Regions from separate parts of the Homo sapiens genome. Here regions 2 and 3 are each linked to region 1. The links are chromatin contacts, found by Hi-C or POLR2A ChIA-PET in ENCODE. All regions are on one chromosome and are shown on one strand. Each heading gives the region's core, a stretch centred on a gene start or an enhancer-like site at or near the end of the contact. The rest is flanking DNA. Distances are from core to core; before and after follow the strand shown.

Region 1 (3,027 bases), core at 369-2,868:
AACGCACCCAGACCGGGGGCCAAGGGGAGACGCCGGCGCGTGCTGGGAGGGGCATGAGTTACACCCGCGACCCTTGGAACTTGGAACGGCTTCCCCAGCCCCGGCGGACGCCGGCCCCCAGGCCGTGCCACTGGGAGCAGGCGGGCGCCGCGATTGGCCGCGGCCGGCTTCACTCGGTGGGCGAGCCCTACCGGCGAGGCGGAAAGGAAGTGGCGGCCGCCGCGGCTTTGCACCAACCATGTTCGGCCAGCGGGCGAATGTCACCCGGCGCCCGGAGCCGGGTCGGAGGGCACGGGGCGGGCACTCGCGTCCCCACCCCGCCGCGGCCCGCGCCCCGGGACCCCGAGGGGACGCCGGCCCCCACTGCGCCGCTCGGTCCCCGGAGGCTCCCCGCCCCCACCTCGCCCGCTCCGTAGCCGAGGCGGGTCAGGCCCAGCGCGCGAGGCCGGCCGGGGGCGCCTGCGGGGACCCGGGGGCGCACGGCGCTAGGCCGCGGCCCGGGCGGCTGACCCCTCGGCACGGTGCCTTCCTGGGACGCGCCGCCCGAGCCCCTGGCGCGCTGGGACAAGTGCAATGACAAAGCCCCAGGGCCCGACCGGGCGCTGGCCGGCGGGAAGGAGGACGCGGCGTCCCTTCTGAGCGGCGGCGGCGGCGGCCCAGCCCCCAGGAAGCAGGGCGCGTCGGCCAGGCCCGGCGCCCGGCCCGGCTCCGAGCCCGCCCTCCCGCCCCGGCCGCTGGCACCCGACGCCCGCGACCCGACCCCGAGCCCGGCAGGCAGGCGAGCCCCTGGACCGCCGCGGGGCGCCCCAGCAAGTTTCCTCTGGCCGTGGCTGGAGGCGCTCCTCCCGGCCGGGGAGCGGTGCCTGCTTATTTACGCTGGAGGCAGCCTGGAGAGGCGCCGCCGCGGGCACCGAGAAGGACCCGCTCCCCTCCTTCGGATCCGGTGGCGGCGGTGGCTGCACACACACACACGCGCGCACACACAAACACGCACATACACACAATTTTGTTTTAAATGAGGCCCGACTCCAGCTGACCTGCACCCCCACACACAACACCTGGGGCGCAGAAGCACACACAGCAGGTCTGTGTCCATGGAGCCACCTCTCCGCATCTGCAAATCCAAAAGTGAAATTAAACCTCCACCAACCTCCTCCTCCTCCTCCCTCTCTACCTCCTCCTCCTCCTCCTCCTCGCAGCCTCAGCAGCCCCAGTAGCAGCAGCAACAGCAGCAGAACCTGCTTCCCCTAAAATCAGATGATCCATAATTGCGCCGACTGTTCCTCCAAAAATCAGTATTAATATTTATGAACCCCGGCATTTTCCGTCTGCAAAACATCGTGTCAAGGCATCAGGACACGCATACACACACGGCCCCCCACAGTCCCCAGAAACATGCCCTCGAGAGAAACACACACAGTCACAACTATTATTTGAAAAATGTTACCTCTCAGTGTGCTTTTTTCACGCTACCAATACAATTCCGCAAGGTATAAGTGTTGCTAGGGTATGTGAAATGGAAATGAAAGCCCGTCAGTTGAATAATCGCAGGAGCAAAACTAAAAGTTACTCCCCGGCTTGCCTGAGAACAGTCCAGATCGAAAGCAAAACAAGGAGAGGAAACTGCGAAGAGCCGCGGCTGGAAATCCCCCCACCCCCCGCCCTCCTCCGGCCGCGCTCCCTCCCTCGCCTCCCCTCTCCGCCCTCCTCCCTCCGCCCTTCCTCCCCAGTGTTTGTTTCAAGCTTGTGCAACCGGGAGGTGGAGGCGGAGGGAGGGCGCGAGCGGCCCGGCCGGGAGGTGCGGAAGTTCGCCGCAGCAGCTCATTGGCGGGCAGCGCCGCTTTCATCATTTCTCGGAAAAGTCAATTTCATTTTCGCTTCCCCAGGTCGCGGCGGCGGGAGCAACAAGCAGCGGCTCGTGAGTCCGCGGCTCGCACCCAGGGGCGCCCGCACGTGCGGCTAGAACGTCCGAGTCGGGGTCCGGGGCGGGGGGCGCAGGCCCGCGGCGGTAGGGGAGGAGAGCGGGCACCCGAGTCTCCATCCTCAGGGTGGCCTGAAGGTTCCAGGAGGGCGTCCGGCGAAGGCACGGGGCTGCGACCATCCAGTTAGCAGGGCTGGTGTGACTGTTGAGAGTAAATGAAAATTCGTTTTGTGACACCGACCACCTCCAAGGAATGAAAGGAGCAGTCAGCCGAAACGACAGCATTACTTGCGTCCTTACCTAATTGGAACCTTATCCGTGGCTGAGGGTGCCACCATTGGAGGGGCCGCCGCCCCCTCTGACACCACCTGGCGCTCCGCTCCATTTAGGAGCTAGAACGAAAAGGAGGCCCATCCCCCAGTAAGTCACAGCCCACGCCAAGATGAGTTCTGGAGCCTGTGCGACCGAAGTTTCTTCACCGCAGGGCGAGGTGGACAAGGGTGTGAGTTACTTTGACTTCAAGACGTCTCAGTGGCGGCTGGTTCTGGAGAGAGGCTTTATGCTGGAGCACTTCCAGCAAAGTTCGGCTGGGGCCTCCTTAACTCACTGGCTGGTCACCCTTGGCCTCGGTTTTCAACCAAAGCCTAAGGCCTCAGTTTTCAACGCTGTAAATGGAAATAAATGAGAGAAGAAAGTACAGCCCGTGTGACAAGTGCAGCAAGCAATGCAACTTCCTTGGGACCTACCCTTTGTGGTCCCTTGCTTTAAAAGTATAGATTCACATTTAGTTAGACCTGTTTCTTCCTCGCATGCAATTTCACCAGTCTTTTCCCAGACTTCTGTACTCAACAGAGGAAGTTCCTTCCTGGGAGACCATAGCTGTTTGTATGTAAAGAGTTGCGAAAAAACAAAAGCAAAACAAAAAACTCCAACACCTCTCTGTCACAGAAGTATTGAATTATATAGACTGGAAAAATGGAAGTATCCAAGAAAACGCGTGTGGTAAGAAAATGGCTAAGGTGCAGGATTCTGTTTTGTGGCTCTGGTCTCAGAAATAGACCTCACATACACATTATTCCTTATCCCCTCTATTATAATACTCACTT
Region 2 (3,027 bases), core at 173-2,672, 240 kb before region 1:
CCTGCTCGAAGCCTTCCAATAACTTCACATTCTACTCAGGGTGGAAACCAGGGTGTTTCAGCTGGGCTTGGTGGCGCATGCCTGTAATCCCAGCTACTCGGGAGGCTGAGGCAGGAGAATCGCTTGAACCAAGGAGTCAGAGGTTGCAGTGAGCCAAGATTGCGCCACTGCACTCCAGCCTGGGCGACAGAGCGAGACTCCGTCTAAAAAAAAAAAGAAAAGAAAAAAAACCGAGTGTTCATTGTGGTCAACCAGCCCTATACTACCTTGCCTCCCATTACACTGACCTCCTTTCCTACTAATCTCAATCATGCGTGTGTCCCACTTGCAATAACCTCCTTGTTGACAGTAGCTCAAGCCAGATATTCTCTGCCTCTGGGCCTTTGCACTGGCTATTTCCTCTACCTGGGAATGCTCTTCCCCCCGCATCCACATAGCTCCCTCACTTTCTTCAAGTCCTTGTTTACATGTCATCTTCTCAATGAGGTCTAATCCCATCTAAAGTTGCAACCGCACATCCTGAAAAGCTTATAATGCTTTTTATGGTTTGTAATATTTAATAGGTTTATCACCTTTTAATACACTATATAGATGACTTCTTTATTATGGTTATTGTTTATGGTCTGTGTCCACTTACCTCTGGCTCTAATGTTAGCTCAGTGAGGGCAAAGATCTTTGTTTTATTCACTGTGTATTCCAAGAGCCTGGAACAAAATAAGGCTCCCTAAGCACTTGTTGAATAAATGAATCTGTTAAGTGGATCAGGGTCTCTGGTGCCCAGTGGAGAAAAGTAGTATGGTGGGGTGACCAACTTGTTCTGATCTGCCTAAGAGTTTCCTGGTAATAGCACTGAAAGTCCCATGTCCCAGGAAAGCCATCACTCCCGGGCACACTGGGATGGGGGATCACCTAGAATTTGGGGGGAAGTGGGGTGATTGTAAGGGCAGTCTGCTTGTTCTATCAATTGTTCTGTGAATTGCATGATAGATGGAGAACCAGTGGAGGACTAGTGAAACCCTCCCCTCAGTACTGAAGACAGCAAGCCACAAAGAACATTTTAAAAGCTTCCAGAGATAAAAAGCAGATAGTATACACAAGAACAAGAATTAAGCTAGCCTTAAAACTGTCATGAAAATTTGAGGGGTCTGATGAAAATGTTCTCAAGCCTTCAAGACCCCTTTACTCTCTTTGTCTCTCTCTCTCTCTCTCTCTCTCACACACACACACACACACACACACATACACACACACACAATGAACATTCTCTTGGAAGATGTATTCTTCAGAAGGGAAACAAATTCACGAGTTGCTTCAAGTACGTATGATCAAAGGAAGAAAGGAGGAAAAGAGAGTCCCTAACAACCCAGTCTATGATCTCTGGATCGCACGGGGCAGCCTCTCTGTGGTGGCTTCAACCCTGTGGGACTCTTGCTTGGCTGGAAGCCAAGCCTCCAGCACCGTGGCTAGGACCAGGGAGCTACGCAATAACTCCGCTTCCGTAACCACTGTTTCCTGGGGGCAGGAACTTAGAGAGTCTCAGACTGCTGAATGCTTCTTCCTGTAACTAAGACCTGGAGCACAATTCGGGGAAGGAACGGGTGAGGTCCCCAGAAGATGCTGGGTTTGGGCACGAAACCGCAGAGCCCCTCTCTCCCTGCCAGCCCCCGGCCAGCCAGAAAGCCCAGAAAGCAGCACTGGATCTGAGAGATGTGGGCCCGTTGTCAGCTTCCACCTTCTCTCCCTGGACTCTACCCGCCCAGATACTGGAGGGACTACATAGGCCCATTCATTGCAAAGAATGTCCCCTAGTCCTTCTCAGAGAGGGCAATGTGGGGCCATTTCACTGCAGCTCCTGGATGAGGAGACAGACCGCACTGCTCGGCACAGCAAATCACTAAACCCTGCCCTTAGCCCCCAGGAGGAGGTGAGGTTTCCAGATACACAAATGCTCAGCCCTCCTGCCTTCCATCCTGTGGGTCCCAAACCTGGGCATTTGTGAGAGAAAATAATTCCACCTCCGAGTATAAATTGCTTTTAAAAAACAAAAGTCCCAGCTGGGCATGGTGGCTCATGCCTGTAATCCCAGCACTTTGGGAGGCCAAGGCGGGTGGATCACCTGAGGTCAGGAGTTTGAGACCAGCCTGGTCAAGATGGTGAAACCTGGTTTCTACTAAAAAGAAAAAAATTAGCTGGATGTGGTGGCACGCACCTGTAGTCCCAGCTACTGGGGAGGCTGAGGCTGGAGAACCGCTTGAACCCAGGAGGCAGAGGTTGCAGTGAGCCGAGATCATGCCACTGCATTCCAGCCTGGGTGACAGAGCAAGACTCCATCTTAAGAAAAAAAAAAAAAGGAAGTCTTTTTTATTCTAAGCATTGTTTCCAATATGCAAAAATAAGGAAATCTTTCCATTAGGGAAATCTTTCCATTAGAGAAATCATGTATATAGTTTTCAAAGCTCTTTCATTTTTTTTGAACCTCAATACAAATAGGTAGGGCCATTCTCACTTTTCTCTGTTTATAGATGAAAACATTGATATCTAGAATTAAATGTGCTTGCATTTATGCACTGTTATTTCCTTAAAATAGTGTCACAAAAATTATAATAAAATCACTGTATAAGCAAATTTTGAATTCAAATACCCCAGAAAAAATAAAACACTACATAATTCCAAAGCTGAAAGCCAGTGAATTGTAAAATGTTTTTATACTGTTGCCACAAGCTACCACCATATGAACAGGAAAACAGAAATACCAGCCCCCGCTTTCAGTGTCCTAGAAATCATGCTGCTATTTCAGGTGTTGGAACTTCCAGGAGGGATTTCTGTGTGTGGTTGTGAGGCTGGTCTAAGCAAATTTGTCCCTTTACCAACTGTCAGGTTGTTGTGGTGGACACCGGTAGCCTACCAGGTTAGAGCTAGGTATGGCCTATACAAGCCCAGCCTCAGACTACTAGTTGGTCTGTCAAAATGAAGTTAAGGCTATATTCTGCCAAGCGGACAACTATTTATTAGTAAGCAGGCTAAAGA
Region 3 (3,027 bases), core at 170-2,669, 190 kb after region 1:
ATGGAGAACAGTGAAAGTGAGACTTTTTTTTTGAGACAGAGTCTCGCTCTGTCGCCCAGGCTGGAGTGCAGTGGCACGTTCTTGGCTCACTGCAACCTCCGCCTCCCGGGTTCAAGCGATTCTCCTGCCTCAGCCTCCCGAGTAGCTGAGACTACAGGCGTGTGCCACCATGCCCGGCTAAGTTTTTGTATTTTTAGTAGAGGCGGAGTTTCACCAGGTTAGCCAGGATGGTCTTGATCCCCTGACCTTGTGATCTGCCCGCCTTGGCCTCCCAAAGTGCTGGGATTACAGGCGTGAGCCACCGTGCCTGGCCGAAAGTGAGACTTTTAATAACGGCCTTACAAGATTGGGTGTCTGGTAGACAGGCACATTCAGGGCAGTTACAGCAGGTAATTTATCTCCTAGCACGCAAGTCCCTCCCCCAGTTCCTCATTGGCTGAGTACTATGGGGTTAACAATCTTTCCAGACATCACCTAAGTTTCATTATCCCCCTTATAAGGTTATACCCCATCCCCTTCCCCACTTGAGTTTTGATTTTCCAATAACAAACTTTCTTCCTTTTTATGGGCTGACCCCTCCTCTACATTCTGTTCACTTATTAAGACTTTCTAGGTGCATGAGCCGTGTGGTTTGTTACATTTGCAGGCTGGCTGCCGGTACTTAGATTTATCATGGCTTGAAAATGAACCATTTAAAATGTTTTCTCACAATCCTTCAGATATTAGTAATGGTAGAGTCCATCTTTGACCCTCTTCCCACTCTATCCTCACCCTTGATGATCAGCCACCATCATGGCTTTGATATGCATCTATGTTGATGACTCTGAAATCTTTATCTTCAGCCCAGATTGTTCTAGACGTCAGACCCATCCAGCCAACTGCCTCTAAACACTCCCCACACAGATGGTTCCAACTTGGCATGTCCTGTGCTGAGCTCCTCATCCTTCCCCAGAGTCACATCTTCTCCGTGATGTGTGTATCAGTGAGTGGTGTCACCAGTTACCCAAGTAGACACGTTGGTATCATCCTTGCCCTCTCTGTGCCTCTCGCCCTACTTAGCCAGTCAGCTGGCTAGAGTGCGCTGATTCTGCCACCTGTGTGCCTCAAACCCTCCAGTGATTATTCGCTGCCTTCAGGCAAAAGCATGGATGCCGTAGCTTGCAAAGCGAGGCCCGCTGTGCTCCAGCCTCATCTTCTGCCACCCTGCCCTTTGCATTCAGCTCCTGTCCTGGGCCACATTTCCTCTAGTCCATGGGCCTTTGAACCTTTTGATGCTGCTGTCTAAACCGTTGTGCCTCCAGATTCACCTGGCCTGTTAGGATTCTGTAGACGTCAAGCTATGTGAGAAGCTGTTTCTGTCATATCTCAAACCCTAAGCCTTACTTGGATTAGTGTTCCTCTGGGTTGCAGAGAACGTCCAGGGCTTATGGTGTCAAAGCATTTACCACTTCCTGAGGTCATTTCCTGTTTTCTTTGTCATCTCCTCTATTCTACTTAATGTTTCTCTAGGGCAGGGACTGTTTCTTACTTTGGTATTTCCAGAGCTTAGCCCATAATAAAAATATCATTATCAATAATATTACTAATAATATTATTAATTACTAATATTATTAATTATTAAAAGCGATTATAAATACAAGTCGGCAGCCTCATCTCCCGCCACCCTGCCCTTTTCATTCAGCTCCTATCATGGGCCACATTTTCTGTAGCGCTTGGGCCTTTGCACTTGCTGATGCTGCTGTCTGACACGATGTGGTCTGTTCACCTGGTCCTCCTTACCATTCGTGCATTCATTCAGAAGGCATTAATAAATACCTTTAGGGACTTGTCCTAAGGCTGCACAACAAAGGCTTTTTAAGCAGTTACATGTGCCAGGCACTGTGCTAAGTCCTTAGTTTCATTTTCTTGTTTACTCCTTACAGCAACTCCAAAAGGTAGGTGCTGTTGTTACTCCTGTTAAGCAGCTGGGGAATGTTAAGGTTTAGATTTGACCAAAGTCACAGAGCTGGCAGATGGCAAAGCCAAAACAGACACTGAGCTGTCTCTGACTCCAGCCCCCGTGCTCGCTGCCTTTCTGCAGTGTGTGGCCTTCATGCCCAGTGGTATCTGAATAAATCCCTTCCAAATGAAGCGTGAATAGTGAGGAGGGACTGCCGTCAGGGTGTGGAGGCAGAGTGCCAAACAGGCTGTTTCTTTGCTTGCCGTGTACTGGTCATCGTCTGCTCCATGGCTACTAGCCACAGGCCGAAAGCTGAGAATCTCTTGCTCAGGAAGAAGGAGAGAATAGAAATTTGTGAGGTACCAGCAGTTTCTGCTACAGGTATCTTCTGAAAGCAGATGGCATTCATCTGGGCTTTCAGTAAGATTTCATTGTATAGTCAAAGGTAAGAAAGCCTTTACAGTCAGAACAACATAAGCAAAACTATAGAGATAAGAGTGCGTGGCTCATTTGGGGACAGTGAATGGTCTAGTGTGGCTAGAGAGATGCGATCAGGCCTTCTCCTGGGCTGCCAGCTCAGCCCCTTTCCCCTAGAATTAGGAGCTGCCAGAGCCAGAGGTGCAGAGAATATGAAGTAATTCAGAATTTTTCCTTGTTTCTTCCTTTAGTGTGTCTTTTGATGACATTTCTAGTTGCTATTGTCAGCCTTTCAGAAAAGAGAATTCAGTTAAATGTAAGAGATCATAGATCTTGATCTGCCTAAAAATACTCTTCTGCCAGTTTGCTGTCATACCTGAAATTTCTATGACTGACTAGTCTTTTGAGTTATTTCCAGCAAATTAGATAGTTCCTGTCCTCATGAGGGTTGGGGGCAATAAGATCCTGGAAGGGAAGTAGAAAGCAGTGTGGTTTGCTGGACCAGTGTGTTAGCGTTGATGCTAGTGACAGTCATCAGTCATGGTCCTGGCCATGGTCGCTCCATGCCAGGGTTCCAAGACCTGTGGCCTCCCCAGCACTGCCATTGCCACCATTTCTGCAACCATGCATTCTCTTCCCTTATTGTCTGGGGTCAAGTAGCTGCAATGTTA

What was found. Hi-C counts contacts between places; a loop is a spot of excess contacts on that map. ChIA-PET counts read pairs that join two places held with the same protein, here RNA polymerase II (POLR2A). Pooled maps may share reads with other maps.
Region 2: a loop to region 1 is called in a pooled map, with 4 times the contacts of the local background. The contact joins the enhancer-like site here to the promoter of IRF2 in region 1. A Hi-C loop is called at or near these places in 6 of 50 pooled maps. POLR2A ChIA-PET finds 5 or more read pairs at or near these places in 6 of 52 experiments (GM10248, activated CD4-positive, alpha-beta T cell, activated CD4-positive, alpha-beta memory T cell and 2 more).
Region 3: a loop to region 1 is called in a pooled map, with 3 times the contacts of the local background. The contact joins the enhancer-like site here to the promoter of IRF2 in region 1. A Hi-C loop is called at or near these places in 3 of 50 pooled maps. POLR2A ChIA-PET finds 5 or more read pairs at or near these places in 2 of 52 experiments (B cell and activated naive CD4-positive, alpha-beta T cell).

The regions. Positions count from the first base shown.
Region 1 is chr4:184,472,932-184,475,958 of GRCh38, forward strand. IRF2 (interferon regulatory factor 2) reads right to left here and starts at 1,619. Exons shown (of 9, transcript NM_002199.4): 1 at 1,448-1,619. IRF2-DT (IRF2 divergent transcript) reads left to right here and starts at 1,871. Exons shown (of 1, transcript NR_186573.1): 1 at 1,871-3,027. RefSeq lists silencers at 8-697, 778-827, 1,638-1,757 and enhancers at 1,788-1,977, 2,328-2,657.
Region 2 is chr4:184,228,794-184,231,820 of GRCh38, forward strand. No RefSeq gene overlaps it. Among named protein-coding and RNA genes, the nearest start is that of ENPP6, 12 kb to the left of the region's middle. Within about 2 kb of position 1,423, at least 3 of the 41 ENCODE cell types and tissues checked have a DNase peak (open chromatin) inside an H3K27ac peak, as active enhancers do.
Region 3 is chr4:184,667,297-184,670,323 of GRCh38, forward strand. All of the region lies in intron 6 of PRIMPOL (primase and DNA directed polymerase), which reads left to right. Among named protein-coding and RNA genes, the nearest start is that of PRIMPOL, 19 kb to the left of the region's middle. Within about 2 kb of position 1,420, at least 4 of the 41 ENCODE cell types and tissues checked have a DNase peak (open chromatin) inside an H3K27ac peak, as active enhancers do.